Regions from separate parts of the Mus musculus genome. Here region 1 is linked to region 2. Evidence: chromatin loops called from intact Hi-C (ENCODE). Cell type or tissue: gastrocnemius. All regions are shown on one strand. Each heading gives the region's core, and the rest is flanking DNA. Links, peaks and the distances in the headings are about the cores only. Region 1 holds the start of Gm40089 (a long non-coding RNA gene). Region 2 holds the start of Pmf1 (polyamine-modulated factor 1).

Region 1 (8,331 bases), core at 244-8,243, 60 kb after region 2:
GTCAGTGAAGTGTTTGCCTCATAAACACAAGGACACGACTTACATCTCCAGAATTAACATAAAAATTATAGGTGCAGGGCTGGCGAGATGGATCAGCAGTTAAGAGCACTGGCTGCTCTTCTGAAGGTCCTGAGTTCAATTCCCAGCAACCACATGGTGGCTTACAACCATCCATAATGAGATCTGACACCCTCTTCTGGGGTGTCTGAAGACAGCTACAGTGTACTTACATATAATAAATAAATAAATCCTTTAAAGAAAATTATAGGTGCAGTGGTGCATTCTGGGAATCCCAGCACTGGGGAGGCAGAGACAGGAGGGTCTTTGTGCTTGATAGTCAGCCATCTAAACTAACTAGTGAGCTCTAGGTGAATGACAGACCTTGTCTTAAAGGAGGTGAACTGGCTTCCTGAGGATAATGCTAATGTTTTCCCCTGCCTCTGTACACCTACATGCACACACAGGTGCACCCATGCATGTGTGTGCGCGCACAACACACACACAATTCCCTGCACAGAAAAAAATGTTAAAACTGCATACTACAGGGCTGGAGAGATGGCTCAGCGGTTAACGGCACTGACTACTCCTCCAGAGGACCTGAGCTCAATTCTCAGCAACCACATGGTGGCTCACAACTATCTGTAATGGGATCTGATACCTGTGTCTGAAGACAGCTACAGTATACTCATAAAATTAATAAATCTTTAAAAACAACAACAACTGCATATTGCTCCTACAAAGGACCCAAGTTTGGACCCCAGTATCCACAACTGGTGGCTCACAGCATGTGTCTCTCCAGCTCCAGAGATCTGATACCCTCTTCTGGTTTTCACAGGAACCTATATTTATGTATGCATACATACGAGCAGATATATACATATAAATTAAATAAGATAAATATTTTTAAAAATAGATTGATCTTTCCAGTGAGCTAAGGTGGGACAGAAGAGACAGTAGAATCCAGAATGCCTCAGGGATTCGAAGCCTGGGAAACCGGACAAAAGGTGTCATCGGGGCTGATGGCAAAGTTTGTAAGAACATTTGAAAGTTGAGGATCAGACTTGCCATGTAGCCAAAGATGACTTTAAACTCCTGCTCTCCTGCCTCCATCTCTCAAGTACTGGAATCACTGGTGGGAGCCCCCATGCTGGCTTGCTCTCTTTAACCTTGAGATGCCATTAGACTTTCAAATGGATAACAAAGGTCTAAAGCAAAGAAACGACCTGTGGGTTACTGCTTTGTGCATGATATCCAAAGCCTTTGACCTGGAGGAAGCCTCTCAGATGTGAGTGCAGACAGGCCCAGTAAGCAGGGAGAGGAAGAATCATCGAAATTGGCTAAGAAGGGTGAGTCACCTGGGGCAAACAAGGTCAAGTGAAGTGAAGACTGAGAAGAGATGTGGCATTGGGTTAACAGACTGCATTGTGGGGCTTTGGAGACTTTGGCAAGGGCAGCCTGTGGTGGAGCACAGGAAACACAACAGCAGTTCTGAGTGGGGACGTTGAGTCTGAAGAGAAGAGGCCAGGGGTCTGTGTGGACACCTGATCTGGTAACCACAGTCCCAAAAGTCCAGTCATGAATTTTAAAAATCAGTCAGCTAGCCACTGGGCATGGTGGCACACACCTTTAGTAGGTGGATCCCTGTGAGTTCAAGGTCAGCTTTGTCCATGCAGTGAACTTCAGGCCAGCGGGGGATGGGGGAGGATGGACGGTCAGGATTCTGTCCCACAAAATTACCTGATGTGGGCATATTTATTTCTCTCCCTCTCCCTCTCCCTCTCCCTCTCCCTCTCCCTCTCCCTCTCCCTCTCCCTCTCCCTCTCCCTCTCCCTCTCCCTCTCCCTCTCCCTCTCCCTCTCCCTGTCTCTGTCTGTCTGTCTGTCTGTCAAATGTCTTACCATTTGGTTTTAATTTGCATAGATTCCTGCTTCTGTAAAGCCTTTAGTTGGTCCTAGAGGGAAATTTTCTTCTTGTAATAAGAAGTGTTCTGCACTCATGTCCTGACTCATAGCTGGTCAACTCTCCTGAGACACAGCCTGACTGTTGTGTAACACTCTGGGGAAATGTGAAAAAAATGTCTACTCACCCCAAATAGGGAATCAAAGACAGACCAAAGTGTGCATACCACCAGTGTCCAAGTCTGTGAACAAGTGAGCTTTATCAGAGGTTTCAGGGTTACTTACAGAAGCAAACAGCCTACCCCCAGCATGAGTGACAGCTCAAAATCTGGGAGCCCAAAGCACACTCACAACCTGCATGTAGCACCCGGTCTTAGAGAGCGTGCTTTCCACATACCTCGGTGCTCTGGGCCTCTTCCTGGCAGTTGTACTGAGCTCAGCTTCTAGGTAGCTCAGCCTGTCTGAGAGCATCTCTCAGCAGTCCTTGCTGCTTTGTGTATGCTTGGGGGATGAGGGACCTATCAAATCTCCATCAGTCAGGGACTACCTGACCAGATGTTAACTCAAAGGCAGCTTTGTTGTTCCAAACAGAAACATGTCCACCCTGGAGAGAGGATAACCAAAACTCAGGAAATCCCTGAAACTTAACAGACTCATCAGGTCCCTCCCTCCCAGAGATTATCTAACAAGGTAGGTCATTGCAGAGAGCTTCCAGGATGCAATTATCATGAGTCTATCACCAGACTGTGTTGGGCTTTTCCCAGCCCAGCAAGAGAAGCCATAAAAGTTGCACCCCGGGAATCTCTGAACAATTCTTAGGCAGCTTGACTGGTCTGCACCTCTACCCAGGTGCTGTTATGGTTTGCATCACCTTGGGAGGAGGCCTTGTCAATCTTGTACATTTCTGGTGCTTCCTAGAATTTGTAAGTTTGTTCTACTTCCTGGGTTTTAATGACCTTTCCTCTTGAGTAAGTAGCTCCCAGCGCTCCAATCCTTGCTCCATCTCTTACATTCTCTCTGCTGCTTTTCTCATAATGTTCTCTGAGCTGTAGAAAGAGGATACAGGGGCTGGTGAGATGGCTCAGCGGATAAGAGCACTACTGCTCTTCCAAAGGTCCTGAGTTCAAATCCCAGCAACCACATGGTGGCTCACAACCACCCATAATGAGATTTGATGCCCTCTTCTGAAGACAGCTACAGTGTATTTATTTATAATAATAAATAAATCTTTGGGTCGGAGTGGGGTTGACCAGAGCGGAGTAAGTGGGGCCGACAGGAGCGAGCAGAGGTCCTAAAATTCAGTTCCCAATAACTACATGAAAGCTCACAACCATCTGCATAGCTACAGTGTACTCATGTACATAAAATAAATAAATAAATCTTAGAAAGAAAGAAAGAAAGAAAGAAAGAAAGAAAGAAAGAAAGAAAGAAAGAGGATACAGATGTTTTCTGAGTCCTGGGCCACTAGCCACAGTAGTAGCCACTTAGTCTCAGGAGCTTGACAAGTTAGGAGTCTGTGTAGGACACCTCTCATTCCAAATATATATATATATTTCCTGGGGCTGGAGAGATGGCTCAGTGGTTAAGAGCATTTGTTGTTCTTCCAGAGGACACGATTTAGATTCCTACCGTTCATTTGGCAGCTCACATCTCTAGCTCCAGGGATCCAACAGGCTCTTCTGATTTCTGAAGGTACCCAGCACATAGAGAGCACAGACACACATTTAAGCAAAACACTCATACATATAAAACAAAACAAAACAAAATTAAAAAACAAGCAAACAAAAAACAGGTAGTAGTGGCACAAGCCTTTAATCCCAGCACTCAGGAGGCAAAGACAGGTTGATTTCTGAGTTTGAGGCCAGCTTGATCTACAGAGTGAGTTCCAAGACAGCTAGGGCTACACAGAGAAACCCTGTCTCAAAAATCCCCAAAAACCAACCTTACAAAAAGAGCAATTTTGGGTATATCATGGATGGTACACTAGTGCACCTTGCCTCCAGAATCCATGGCCGTTTTTTCCACAATCCACCTGGCTTTGTCGTCCTGCTATGAGGATACTTCACATCTCCCCTCCGATGGTCTCCTCAGGGCCAGCATGCACTGTTCAGCTCAGCTTAGGCTCACAGGTCTAATCAACCCGCTGGAGGCCCCAGTTCTGGCCAGCTAGCTCTGTAGCTCTTTCCTTTCCCACAGCGACACCTGGCGGTTGAAAGGGTCTTCGTCTCGCGGACAGTCTTCATCCCCAGCATACGCTCCGTTTCAAACAATCTCTACTTTATTTTACCTCATTTTCTGGGTTTTATGTATACAAATGTTTCACTTATGTGTGTTTAAATGCACTGTGTGTATCTTGTGCCCTCAGAGGCCAGAACAAGCCTTCAGATCCCTTGAAGCTATAGTTTTCTAGATCACTGTAAGACACTGAACCTGAGTTCTCTGGAAGAGCAGTCAGTACTCTTAACCACTGAGCCATCTCTCCAGCTCCCTGATCTATCTCTTTAGCCCCCACACTAAGTCTGTTAGTGTGTGTGTGTGTGTGTGTGTGATGCGTATGTGGGGTACACACACACCACAGTGCCTATGTGGAGATCAGACGATACCCTGAGGCATCATTCCCACCTTTATGTGGGTTCCGGTGATGGAACCCAAGTTGTCAGGCTTGTACGGCAAATGCTTCGCACACGGAGCCGTCTTGATGGCCTATGCTTAATCTTTTTTTTCACCTGTACTGTTTTATTTTTTAATGTACTTATTTTATTTGTGTGTGTGTGTGTGAATCTTTTGCCTGTATGTATGTCACATGTCACATGCATGTGACTGGCACGCTCAGAGATTTGAAGAGGGCACAAGATGCCATGAAAATGGAGATATGGAAGATTGTGGGCCACCATGTGCGTTCTGGAAGTCAAACCCAGGTCCTCTGTAAGAACAGGAAGTGCTCTGGCATCTCTACAGTTTACCTTATTTATCGGTGAACTGCAGTGAAAGTTCTGGAACCATCCAAAACTCACAGCATCTGACTTTTCCTTAACTTCCCCCACCCCCATAAGGAACACCAGCGTGACACAGACCTTGCCACATTCTTTCTAGGTGACCCAGACAGCTCCCTTGTCTGTGTGGCCCTTCTCTAATCCCTTTGATTGTTTTAACATTCATTTTTCTTTTTGAAAGGCAAGGTGGCACACACCTTCAATTCCAGCATCCAGAAAGCAGAGGCAAGTGGAACTCAGTGAGATCCAGGCCGGCCAGGGCTACTGCCACACAGTAAGACCCCATCTCATAAAAGAAAGAAGAAAAGAAGGGAAGGAAGGAATTACTGGGGCTGGTGATGTGGCTCCGGGTACAGCAGGGCTCTAAGCCTCTTCCTCTTCTGTTGTCTTCCAGTCTCTGCTCTTTGTAGGACTTTCTCAGTGGCTCGTGTGAGCCTGTCCGTTAGGCACTGGTTTGGCCTGTGTCGATTCAGTTCAGGCTGCCTTTGTTTTAAGAACGGATGGTAGCTACTGAGCTTCTTGAACTGAAGTCCCAGGAAAGGCTGTTGAGCACACGTGCCATTTCCATTCCCTGCCACTTGCATCCTGCAAGCAGCACCTCATATCTCCCTCTCTTTCCCCATGTGCCCCGCCACATCCGAGGTTGACACAGCAGACAGCAGCCATGTGTCTCTTTCCTATTGTAAGTGCCTCTTTACACAAGGAATACACTAATGTCTTGATCTGGGAATACAGGTGGTGTTTTCTTTTTCTCTTTGCCTTTCTTTCCTTTTTTTTCATATTTATTTGTTTGTTTGTGTGTATGTGTGTGCCTTCGTATATGTATGTGGTATGCCACATACATGCAGGAATCTGCAGATGTCAGAAGAGGGTATCAGATCCCCTGGAACTTGGTATCCACCATCTGGGTGCTAGGAACTGAACCCGGGTCTCCTGCCAGAGCTTTTAACCACTGAGCCATCTAACCAGCCCTCAATCTGTTTTTGTTGTTGTTGTTTGTTTGTTTTTAAATTTTCTTTATTTTATGTATATGAGTACACTGCAGCTGTCTTCAGACACACCAGAAGAGGGCATCAGATCCCATTACAGATAGTTGTGAGCCACCATGTGGTTGCTGGGAATTGAACTGAGAACCTCTAAGAGAGCAGTCAGTACTCTTAACAGCTGAGCCATCTCTCCAGCCGCCATTTCTGTTTTTTTTTAAGATGTATTTATTATTTTTAATAATAAATTGGGGCCACGTGCATCAAATCCCCTGTGGTGATTGGAATAGGAATGGCCCCCATAGACTTGTTGCAGGATATTCGATTACCATATGAACTCCAAGATTGTGTTACCTAACGAAAAAAACAACCTGTTTCTAATTATGGTGTGGTTCAGCCCTTAGCATACACCTTTAAACCCTCTGGCTGGAATATGGACACATCCTTGGTATACACCTTTAATCCTAAACAATGAAAGTAACATAACTTTGTAGCAGGAAGCACCAATGGGATGTTTCAATGTGATATCTAATTGAGTGGCAGACAAAGTGACAAATCAGAGAAAGACTTGACAGACTGGATACGCCCAACTCTCACAAGAGGGAGGAAAGGGAAGCTACTTAGGAGAGCAGTGCAAAGAGAGAAAAAGAAGGAGGCAGTTTTACTGGAAGAGTCTTACAGAGGCAGGTTGCAGAGATCAAGGCAGACATAGATTAAGACAGAATAAGCCAGAGAATGAGAAGGAGCCAGAAGATTAGAACAGATTGCTAGAGTTAGTTGAGGTCTGGCAGAGCAATTCAGGAGAGACCAAGAGAGAAGCCAGTTTGAATCAGTCAGCTTGGAGAGGAGCTTGAGCCAGGACAGCGGAGTTGAACCAGCCAGCCAGAGCTCAGAAAGAACAAGAAAAGGTGAGCTCACTTAGCACCAAGTTAACCATCTAGGTTAGATTGTACAGAGGCTAGGGGCTTCCAGGACTAGGCCTGGGTTAGCAGACAGAGGCAGTGAGCCTCAGAGACAGCAATGACTCAGGAGACCACTCTTTCATAGACTCCTGTGTTTGCATGCTTGGCTATAGGGAATGGCACTATTAGAAGGTAGAGATAACCATTTTGGAGGTGAGCTTTGAGGTCTCCTATGCTCAATCTAAGTGCAGTGTGAGACACAGTCTCTCCTTGCTGACTGTGGATCAAGATGTAGAACTCTTGGCTCCATCTCCAGCACCATATTGGCCTGTTTGCTACCATGCTTCCTACCATGACAATAATGTGCTAAACCTCTGAAACTGAAAGCTAGCTTTAATTAGATATTTTCCTTTATAAGAGATGCTGCGGTCATGGTGTCTCTTTACAACAGTGAAACTCTAACCAACATATCCCCTAGAAGCTGAAGTCACAGGCTTTTGTGAATACATGATGTGGGTGGAGGGAACTTGTTCTAGTTTGCTGTCTGTCTTAATTAGGGTTCTATTGTTGTGAGGAGACACCACAACCACAGCAACTCTTATAAAGGAAAGCATTTAATTGGGGCTGGCTTACAGTTCAGAGGTTCAGTCCACTGCCTTAATGGCAGGAAGCATGGCGGCACACAGGCAGATACTGTGCGGGAGGGGTCTCCGAGAGTGCTATATCTTGATCTGCAGGCAGCAGAAGGGGACTGTCTGTCACACTGGGCACAGCTTGAGCATATAGGAGACCTCAAATCCACCTCCACAGTGACACACTTCCTCCAGCAATGCCACACCTCCTAATAGTGCCTATCATACAGTCTATAAGGGCCATTCCTATTCAAACCATCACTGCACCCCATACCACATGAGAAGATGGAACAGATGTGCAGCACCCCAGGGACGTGCCACCCTCACACGGCTCAGCCTCAGCTTCCTGTAGGCCACACAGAGGTCTGTGTGCTCACAGAGAAGCACTAGAGGAGTCTGGAATGTTAAACACATGGTTGTTCCCGTAGGGAAGGAATGCACAGCCTTATGTGTCCAGAAGGCTGGTGACCTTTGCCCTGTGTAGCCAGAGACTTTTCCAGCACCAGATCATCTCGTAGACCCTTATCGTTAATTTGTTTTTCTCAATCTATAGAACCTATCTTCGTGGACCTCACAAAGAGTTCGCTGTCGTCATGCCTGGTTTGTGTTTAGCTCACTTTGTTTTTTTTAAAGCTATTTAGGAATGCTTTGTTGTGAACTCGGGATTGAGTTAATGATTACCAGAATAAGGCTTTAAACCAAATTGTGCGGTGCTAATTTAAGTAGGCCTAAAATAAACCACTTGGGGTCAGACTCCAGATCTTGAACCAACACCCATTATTTAGTCATGTTGAACCTAACTACCCTCTTGCCTCCCTTCAGTTGTTACGAGGTTGGATGTGGGGGTCAAAGAGACCTCTGTGGCTTCCAGCCTCAGCACTCAGGAAGTTGCCAGGCGTGGTGGCTCGTCCCTGTAATCCTAA
Region 2 (8,303 bases), core at 1-8,000:
CTGCCGTGGGTCCTGTCCACTGCTGGACCAAGGAGAGATGTGCCCGGCCTGACCCGGATGCCTGAGTGGGCTGGGAAGATGAACAGGATCCCTGATGTTTAAGCCACAATTACCTATTTCAATCCCAGCCCGCAAGGGCAGGCATCATGTGTCCCTCCACAGTCCTCTTCAGAGCCACAGACTGAGTGGCTGGCACAACTAGGAAGAAAACAAGATGCCTAGAACCTTGCTGTGGGCCGTGGACTGGAAGGCTTCCCGGCATCTGCCCTCTGAATTGTCCTTTTGAGATCTGAGCCTAGCTGCCCAAGGATACTAAGGCAAAAATGTCTACCCTGTCTTGCCCTGTTGGCAGCTGCAGGAGGATGTAATTCACAGCAAACACCCAGTGAATACATGCACCTTGAAGAAAAATGGGGCAGTAGAGTGTGCTTAACATGCTTGTGACCCCGGCTTCAGGGCCCTGCGTGGAGAAGTTAAAAAAAAAAAAAAAAGAGGAAAAGAAAAACAATCTAGGGGAAGCAGGGTAGGGAAGAGGAAGAGCGGCAAGAGCTAACCCAAGCCCAAGAAGCCATCATGTGATCTCTCTCTCTCTCTGTCTCTTTGTGTGTGTACGTGTGACATGGGTGTCTTTTATCACTGTGTCCCCCCTTCCCTTTTTTTGAAATTTTATTATTTTCATCTTAGTATGGGTGTTTTGCTTGCATTTATGTCTGTGCACCATGTCCGTGTCTACTGGACGAAGAGGCCAAAAGAGGTCATCAGACCCTTTGGGACTGGAATTTCAGATGGTTGTGAACTGCCACCTGGGTGCTGGGAACCGGACTTAGGCCCTTTGAAAGAGCAAAAGGCCATCTCTCCAGCCCCTGTTTGTTTGTATATATGTATGTATGTATGTCTCAAATTTCTGGGCTCCAGTGATCCTCTGGGGCTACAGTTGTCGAGTGATTAGCTGGCATGCAGAAAGCCCTAGGTTCAGTTCCAGAACTACAAAGACCAGCGCTGGTGGCATCAGCGTGTGACCCCAGCATCAGGAGTCAGGAGCTGAAGAACCAGGATGAGGAGTTATCCTCAGCCACACACACAGGAGTCTGAGGCCAGTCTGGGACAAACGCCATCCAAGACAGACAGACAGACACAAACACAAACAGACTCTCGGGAAAAAAAAAAAGAAAGAGAAAAAGAGACAGACAGACAGAGAGAAAACAAACCAGGTATGATAGTATACACCCCTGAAAAGAAAAGAAAAGAAAAGAAAAGAAAAGAAAAGAAAAGAAAAAAAAAAAAAAAAAAAAAAGCTGGGTGGTGCATACCTTTAGTCTCAGCAATTAGGAGGCAGAAGCAGGTGGATTTCTGCAAATTCAAGGCCAGCCTGGTCTTAATGAGTTCCAGGATAAGCAGAACTGTATAGAGAGACCCTGTCTCAAAACCAAAACAAAACAAGAAAAATTTAAAACCTCCTACTAGGGCTAGGGACCTGTCTCAGTTGGGCACACACAAAGCCCTGTGTTCAGTCCCCTGTACCACATGAAACAAAGCATGATGGCACTTTGGTACCACCTCGGGAAACAGAGGCAGGAGGATCACTCAGATGAGCCTGGGCTGTATGATACCCCTTCTTAAAACAAAACAAAACCCCCAAACCCAGTGACTAGCTGAGTCTGGTGGTGTGTAAAATCTTGTTACACAGTAGGCAGTAGGAGGATCATGAGTTCAAGGCCAGCCTGGGCCACAAAATGAGATCCTGCCTCAAAAACGCCACCAACAACAAAGAAATCCACAAACTAAGCTTTAAAACTGAGATGAGCTTTCTAGTGTTCTGGGAAATGGAGATGTGGAGCCTGAGGCCTCAGGGCTTCCAAAGCTGTTCAAACAGATTTTTCTTTCTTTTTCTTTTCTTTTTTGAGACAGGGTTTCTCTGTTGTAGCCCTGGCTGTCCTGGAACTCACTCTGTAGACCAGGCTGGCCTCGAACTCAGAAATCCGCCCGCCTCTGTCTGCCTCCCAAGTGCTGAGATTAAAGGCATGAGCCACCACATCCTGGCCAGATTTTTCTTTTAAAATTTTTAAATAAAAGTATCTGTGTGGGGCTGGAGAGATGGCTCAGTGGTTAAAAACACTGGTTGCTCTTCCAAAGGTCCTCGGTTCAATTCCCAGCAACCACATGTAACAACCATCTGTAACAGGATCTGATGCCTTCTCCTGGCATGCAGGTTTACATGCATATACATTAAATAAATAAATCTTTTTTAAAAAGTATCTATACACAGTTGATGCAGGAGGATCTGCTGAGCCTGGGAGTTTGAGGGCAATACAAGCAAAACCTTTCTCTTCTGCCTTTTGCAGGGCTGGGGGTAAACTCAGGTCCACCTGAATGCTTACACAAGCGCCCTTCCCTTGGGCTGTAAGTCCAGCCCCCAAAACCTGTCTCTTAAGAGAAAACATTTCAGGCTGGAGAGATGGCTCAGCAGTTAAGAGCACTGACTGCTCTTCCAGAGGTCCTGAGTTCAACCACATGGTGGCTCACAACCATCTGTAACAGGATCTGATCCCCTCTTCTGGTGTGTCTGAAGACAGTGACAGTGTACTCACATACATAAAATAAATAATTAAATCTAAAAATATAGAAAAAAGAAAAAGAAAAAGAGAAAGCATTTCTAGCTAATACAGCACCCGACAGCTGAAGCCAGGAGATCAAGGGTTCATAGCTTCAGCTATAAAACAAATGTGAAGCCAGTCTGCATTACATAGGAACACACTGTTTCAAAAAAAAACAAAACAGAATTAAAAAACAAATAAGTAAAAGGCTGTTTGTGGTATGCATGCCTTTAATCCCAGCATAGGTGGGGCGATCTTTAATTCGAGTCCAGCCAGGGCTACACAGTGAGACCCGTCTCAAAAAAATAAACACATGGAAATTCCTGAGGCCAGAGCTGGAGAGATGGCTCGGTGGTTAAGAGCATGGACTACTGTTCCAGAGGCCCTGAGTTCAAGTCCCAGCAACCACATGGTGGCTCACAGCCATCTGTAATGGGATGTGATGCCCTCTTCTGGTGTGTCTGAAGACAGCTACAGTGTACTCATACACATAAAATAAATAATTCCTTAGGGGAGGGAGGGAAGGAGGGAGAGTTAATTAATTACTGAGGTGAGCACAGTGTGGCTGATTTTAACCCAGCATATTTTCTCAGTCTGCATGTGTCATCTGAACTCACTGAAGCAGCGTTTCATTCCCTGCACAGAACACCCAGGGTAAGGACGAGACTGGAAGTCAGAGGTGGAGCTCATGCATGCAGCAACCGGGAAAGTGAAAACAAAAGGACTTGCTGTGAAGGAGCTAAAGTTTCACTTTACAGACATTTAACTTCAGAGGCTGGGGAGATGGCTCAGCCAGTAACATGCCTGCCATGTGCACATAAGACTGATACCCAGTGCCCATGTAAAAGCCAGGGCTACAGAGCTGGGCATGGTGGCAGATGCCACAGCACTTCAAAAGGCAGAAGAAGCCTCTACAATTCAAGGCCAGTCTGGTCCACATATTTAGCTCCAGGCTAGCCTGGGTGATATAAAAAGGGGAGGGTTGAGTGGGGTGGAGTGGGTGGCAGCAGATCTGGACTTGGTATCACACACCCACTGTAGAGAACAGAGAAAACTAGTCATCTGTCAACCTGGTTTTTGTTTGCATGTTTTTGGGTTTTTTGTTGTTGTTTTGAGACAAGGTCTATGTGAGCTTGGCTGTCCTGGAGTTTCCTATGTAGATGCCCAGTTACAGCCTATTGTTTTACACATACACCTAGAATGGTAGAAATGGCCCGGACAACAAACATGTAACACTCTTGGGCAGTGTCACAAGATACACAGGGCTAAGGGAGCAAAAGCAGTGTGTGGTGGTGCACTCCTGCAGTCCGGTATCAGGATGCAGAGGCAGGGGAAACACAGCGAGTTCTAGGCCAGCAGGGGCCAAATGAGAGATGGGTCTCAAAACCCCCAAACTTTTAGTACATAAAGCCAGGCTTGCTTTATGCTACCGTGCACAGCAGGCTTCATAAGTCACCAGTTCCACAGTTTGCTCACTAGAGGGCAGCAGTGACTGACAAAAGTAGCAAGGATCTGAAAGCAATAGCTCAAGCTGGATACAAAACACTCAGGCTGTCCAATGACACGTGCAGTTACAGCTGCCCTGGTCCCTTAGAAGGGATTCTCCAGCTGAAGATGCAGAGTAATGGCCTAGAATGCACCAAGCCATGGGTTCAGTCCTCAGAACTAAATAAATCCAGGCACAGTGGCACATATGTTGAAGACTGAAATAATCCCAGCATGGAGAAAGTGGAAGATTAGAAGTTCAGGGCCAGCCTGAGCGACACAAGACAAACACTAACCCACCAAACACAAACAACTTAGCGAGCTCTAGCAGCATGACACCATAGCAGGCCAACCTCGTTGACACAAATCCAAAGCACGACTCCAACTGAGGGAGGAGGCGGAAGCTGGGGAGGCGGCTCAGTCAGTATAGCATTTGCCACCTGAACATAAGGACTGAGCTTGGTACCCAGCACCCATGTAAAGTCCCAGGGCTCAGGAGGCAGAGCTGGGGGGATCCTTGGGAACTGATGGCCTGCTAGCCTAATCTAATGGTCAAGTCTCAGCTAGGGAGTGATCATGTTTCTAAAGGCTGAATGGGTAAAGGTAATTTCTGCCAAGCCCGGTGACCTGAGTTTGACCCCTGTGATTCACAAGGTAGAAAGAAATGACAGAGAAATGGTTGTGAAAGTTATCCTCCGACCTCCATACACACATAGGGAGATATAGACCAGACTTCAGGGAAATAAGCTTGGAATATTAAGGAGGTGGCTGCTCAAGGGCTATGTATTGTGTACATGGGCAAAGATGCAGTTGTCATGGGAACGGTTGGAAGACTGACTGGTACCTGGCCCTGTCCTAAGCATTCTAGGTGAGTTAGCTTATCAAGTCCTCACAGGATCCTTGTGATGACCATCCATTACCATCATCCCCAATACTCAGATGACCAAGAACTGGTAGACAGAAGCTTGTCCAAGGCCGCTCAGCTGGGATGTGATGAAGCCAGCTAGAATGTACACTCCACCATTCAGAGAAGGGAGAACCCAAGAATCTGAACTATAGAAGGGCCAAAGGGATTGAAGCAGAGACTAAGACCTGCACAGGTTGACTCAAAAGGACGGACTTGGGAGGTAAGACTAAGATGACGCAGCCTGACGAAGGCAGAAACCGTGAAGACAGAGTAAGAGGAGATCTGGACAGGCAGATCTGCACTCAGACATGAATTCTCACCACGACCAATTACCTGAACCTGCAGAGTGGGTAGGGAGTTTCTATGGCTCATACATAAAACTACTCTTTCTGTGTAGTACTGTTTCCTGAATGCCAACCAGCTTTGCTATTTCTGAGCCTGGAGGTAGAGCCCCAGGCCTCCCAGCAGCTCCATCACTGAGCCCTACCTACCACTGAGTCCCATCGCCCTCACCTCCTTGCCTTTCTTTAGTTTAAAATGCCAGCAACTGAGGCACAATTGATGTTCGCTCTTTCCTTGGGCTTAACATAACTATATAAATCACACCCTGCCTAGAGCATCCCAGGCCATAGCACTGGATCAGGATATGGTAAGACCTTAGCCCCTCAGCCTCATGGGACCCACTCCTCTGTAACAAGCTGCTGGCTGCACTGTGTCCTGGTGGGAGACCTGGCTTCTCTCTGAATAGTACTAACTGGCCTTTACCCTGGGCTCCACTAATACCACCAACCCAGTCTCTTCTGGCAGGTTCAAATGTCACAAGACACAGAAAAGGAATCCCTTGCTTGCTGCAGCTAAAGAGAAAGACTGTTTCAGAAGGTCCAGGAGACTGCCAGGACCAAAAAAAAAAAGATTTCGCTTTTGGAGAGACAAGGCAGGGGAGTGCAGATAGCAGGGCCATGTGCGACTGCATCTTTATATTGTGAAACCTAAGATTGGCACTTCTGGCAGTTGGGCCTTAGCCAGGCCAACGAAAAGGACAGCAGGGCAAGAATTTGAGGTCCACCTGAAGCCAGCATGTCCAGTCTTCCTCTAGTCACTGTGGAAGTCACTAGAGCTCTGCTGGCTGGAGCGGGAAGGCATGGGAGGTGGCGAGCACTGAGCCTATAGTCTTTTTTTTTTGAGACAAGGTTTCTCTGTAGCCCTGGCTGTCCTGGAACTCACTCTGTAGACCAGGCTGGCCTCAAATTCAGAAATCCGCCTGCCTCTCCCTCCCAAGTGCTGGGGTTAAAGGCTTGCGCCACCACTGCCCGGCTAACATTCCTTTTTTTAAAATGTTAATTTGATTCGGTCATGTTTATGTCTAGGTATTTTGCCTGCACGTATGTATTTGCACCATGTACATGCTTAATGCCCACCAGAATAGTGTCAGATCCCCTGGAAGTGGAGTTACAAGTGGGTGTGAACCACCATGTAGGTGCGCTGCAAGATCTGCAAGATCAACGAGTGCTCTTACCACTGAGCCCAGGACATTCCTGGTTATGAGGCCTGGCACACCAGCCTGTAAGGACAGCCACTCATTTCTGAGTTCGAGACCAGCTTGGTCTACAGAGTGAGTTCCAGGACAGCCAGGGCTACAGAGAAATCCTTTCTCAAAAAAAAAAAAAAAAAAAGACTGCAAGCTCAGTGCTTGCCACCTCCCGCGCGCTCCAGCCAGCAGAGCTCTGCGCTCATCTGGCGCCCTGGCGCGTTAGGTCTACGTAAGCAGATGACCTCTGGGGAAGGACGTCGGCTGCCCTAAGGCTGCCGCGGGCCCCAGGCTGCTGCCTTGCGGGACGGTGGAGAAGACAGCAACTGCAATCCGACCTTCCCTCTACTCCTCCGCAAACCGCGGCGAGAGGTTTCAGGGGAGCAGCCCTGCTCCACCGCGGCGGGTCGCCCACGTGACTGCGCCAAGCGTATCTCGCGGGACTTACGATCCTGCGACAGACCTCCCGCCACCTCTCCCCATTGGTCGCCACCTACCTCCTGTCGGCGACTAGCTTCTGGAGGAAAGTGTCTACTATGGCGTCCAGGAGTTTCACCCTGGGGATGGTCGCGTCCCCTGGCACAGCTTCCGGAGAGGAGCCCTCAGGCCCCCTTTCCGCAGCCTCGCTATCTCGGCTCACCTCAGCCATGTTGAAATTGAACCGCCAAAATAAACTGGCCCTGCAGCTCCTCCCAACAGGACCTCCGATTGGAGGCCGCGGAATGCCCGTCACGGAGCCGGATGGGGCGGGGCAGTGGCCGAGGACGAGGAATTAGTTCTCAGCTCCGGGGGGAGGGAGGGGGGGAAGGGCAGAAAACAAAACCCAAAAGCCAGAGTTTAGGGGCTCAATAAAAACTTTTAATTACATTTCAAAGATCTCATACAGTGCAACAGTGAATATTCGCAGCTAATCTCCTCGAGTCCATTTCTAGCTAATGCTGAATGTGCATTCTTTCCCATGTGCCTCTATCCAGCCCTCCTGTCTTGCCGAGTTTCTAATTTGTGTGTTGACCAATGGGTCAACATTTCTAGCTGTTTTGGTCTCCAGTTTTGGAAAAATGGCCGCCCACTGGCTCATCTTCACCAAGGCCAATCCCAGACCCTGACCTTGGGAGAGTAGGAGTTCCGACACGGGGGTGCCTTTTACCTTTATATCCAAGGTCCTTTCAAACACAAGGGGAAAGAAGGAAAGGGAGATAGGACAAGAAAGGGAGAGGCTTAAACACCGGACAAGAAAAGTCGGGAAGGAGTAACCTAAGGTATGAAAGGTGGGAGGAACCTATGTCCACACTCTGCCCCGTTAGGAAAGACCAAAGAGCAGAGCTGTCCAATCACAAAGGTCTTGATAGTGAAAGCCTGAGAGGGGCCCTTGCTCCACTGTATTGATAGGTCTTAAGGTAGAGGTGAGGAGCGAAAGGATTTAAAATGATCTGTGGGCTTCACCCTTCAGATGACTATGGGCAAGATTGAAGGGCTCTCTCAATAAAGTGCAGGAAGTGGGGCCTGGCGGCGTCCTGTAAACCTGGAACTTAGGAGGTGGAGGAAGATGAAGAGTTCTAGGCTACCCTCTGCTACATAATGAATTCAAACCCAGCCTGGGATATATGAGACCCTGTCTCAAAAAACAAACCAAAATGCTGAGACATTAGTAGAGGGCTCAGAAGGAAACAAATACAGACTACAGCGAGTAGTAGGAGGTGTGTGTGTGGAGACTGGGTCAAGTCAGGATGGAAGAATGTGGAGCAGCCGTGAGAAACATGAAGGCTTCAGTTAGCACCTTCCAATTTGG

Evidence for each region. Peaks named below come from ENCODE experiments on the same cell type or tissue, not always from the same donor. Only the 100,000 strongest peaks of a DNase experiment are listed, where the experiment ranks them.
Region 1: it touches region 2 in a loop (9-fold over the local background); 41 of 42 quality-filtered maps call a loop at or near these places.

What each region holds. Positions count from the first base shown.
Region 1 is chr3:88,463,245-88,471,575 of GRCm38, forward strand. It overlaps Gm40089 (a long non-coding RNA gene), which reads right to left and starts at 2,891. Exons shown (of 4, transcript XR_867446.1): 1 at 2,770-2,891; 2 at 2,296-2,502; 3 at 2,087-2,140. In gastrocnemius, for the core only: a CTCF peak has its summit at 4,119 (motif pointing left); a DNase peak (open chromatin) is centred at 4,081.
Region 2 is chr3:88,403,145-88,411,447 of GRCm38, forward strand. Pmf1 (polyamine-modulated factor 1) reads right to left here and starts at 7,253. Exons shown (of 5, transcript NM_025928.4): 1 at 7,012-7,253. The coding sequence starts at 7,163. Slc25a44 (solute carrier family 25, member 44) reads right to left here. Exons shown (of 4, transcript NM_178696.5): 4 at 7,350-8,303. In gastrocnemius, for the core only: a CTCF peak has its summit at 4,062 (motif pointing right); DNase peaks (open chromatin) are centred at 4,092, 6,952 and 7,220; H3K4me3 peaks cover 1,983 bases; H3K27ac peaks cover 2,908 bases.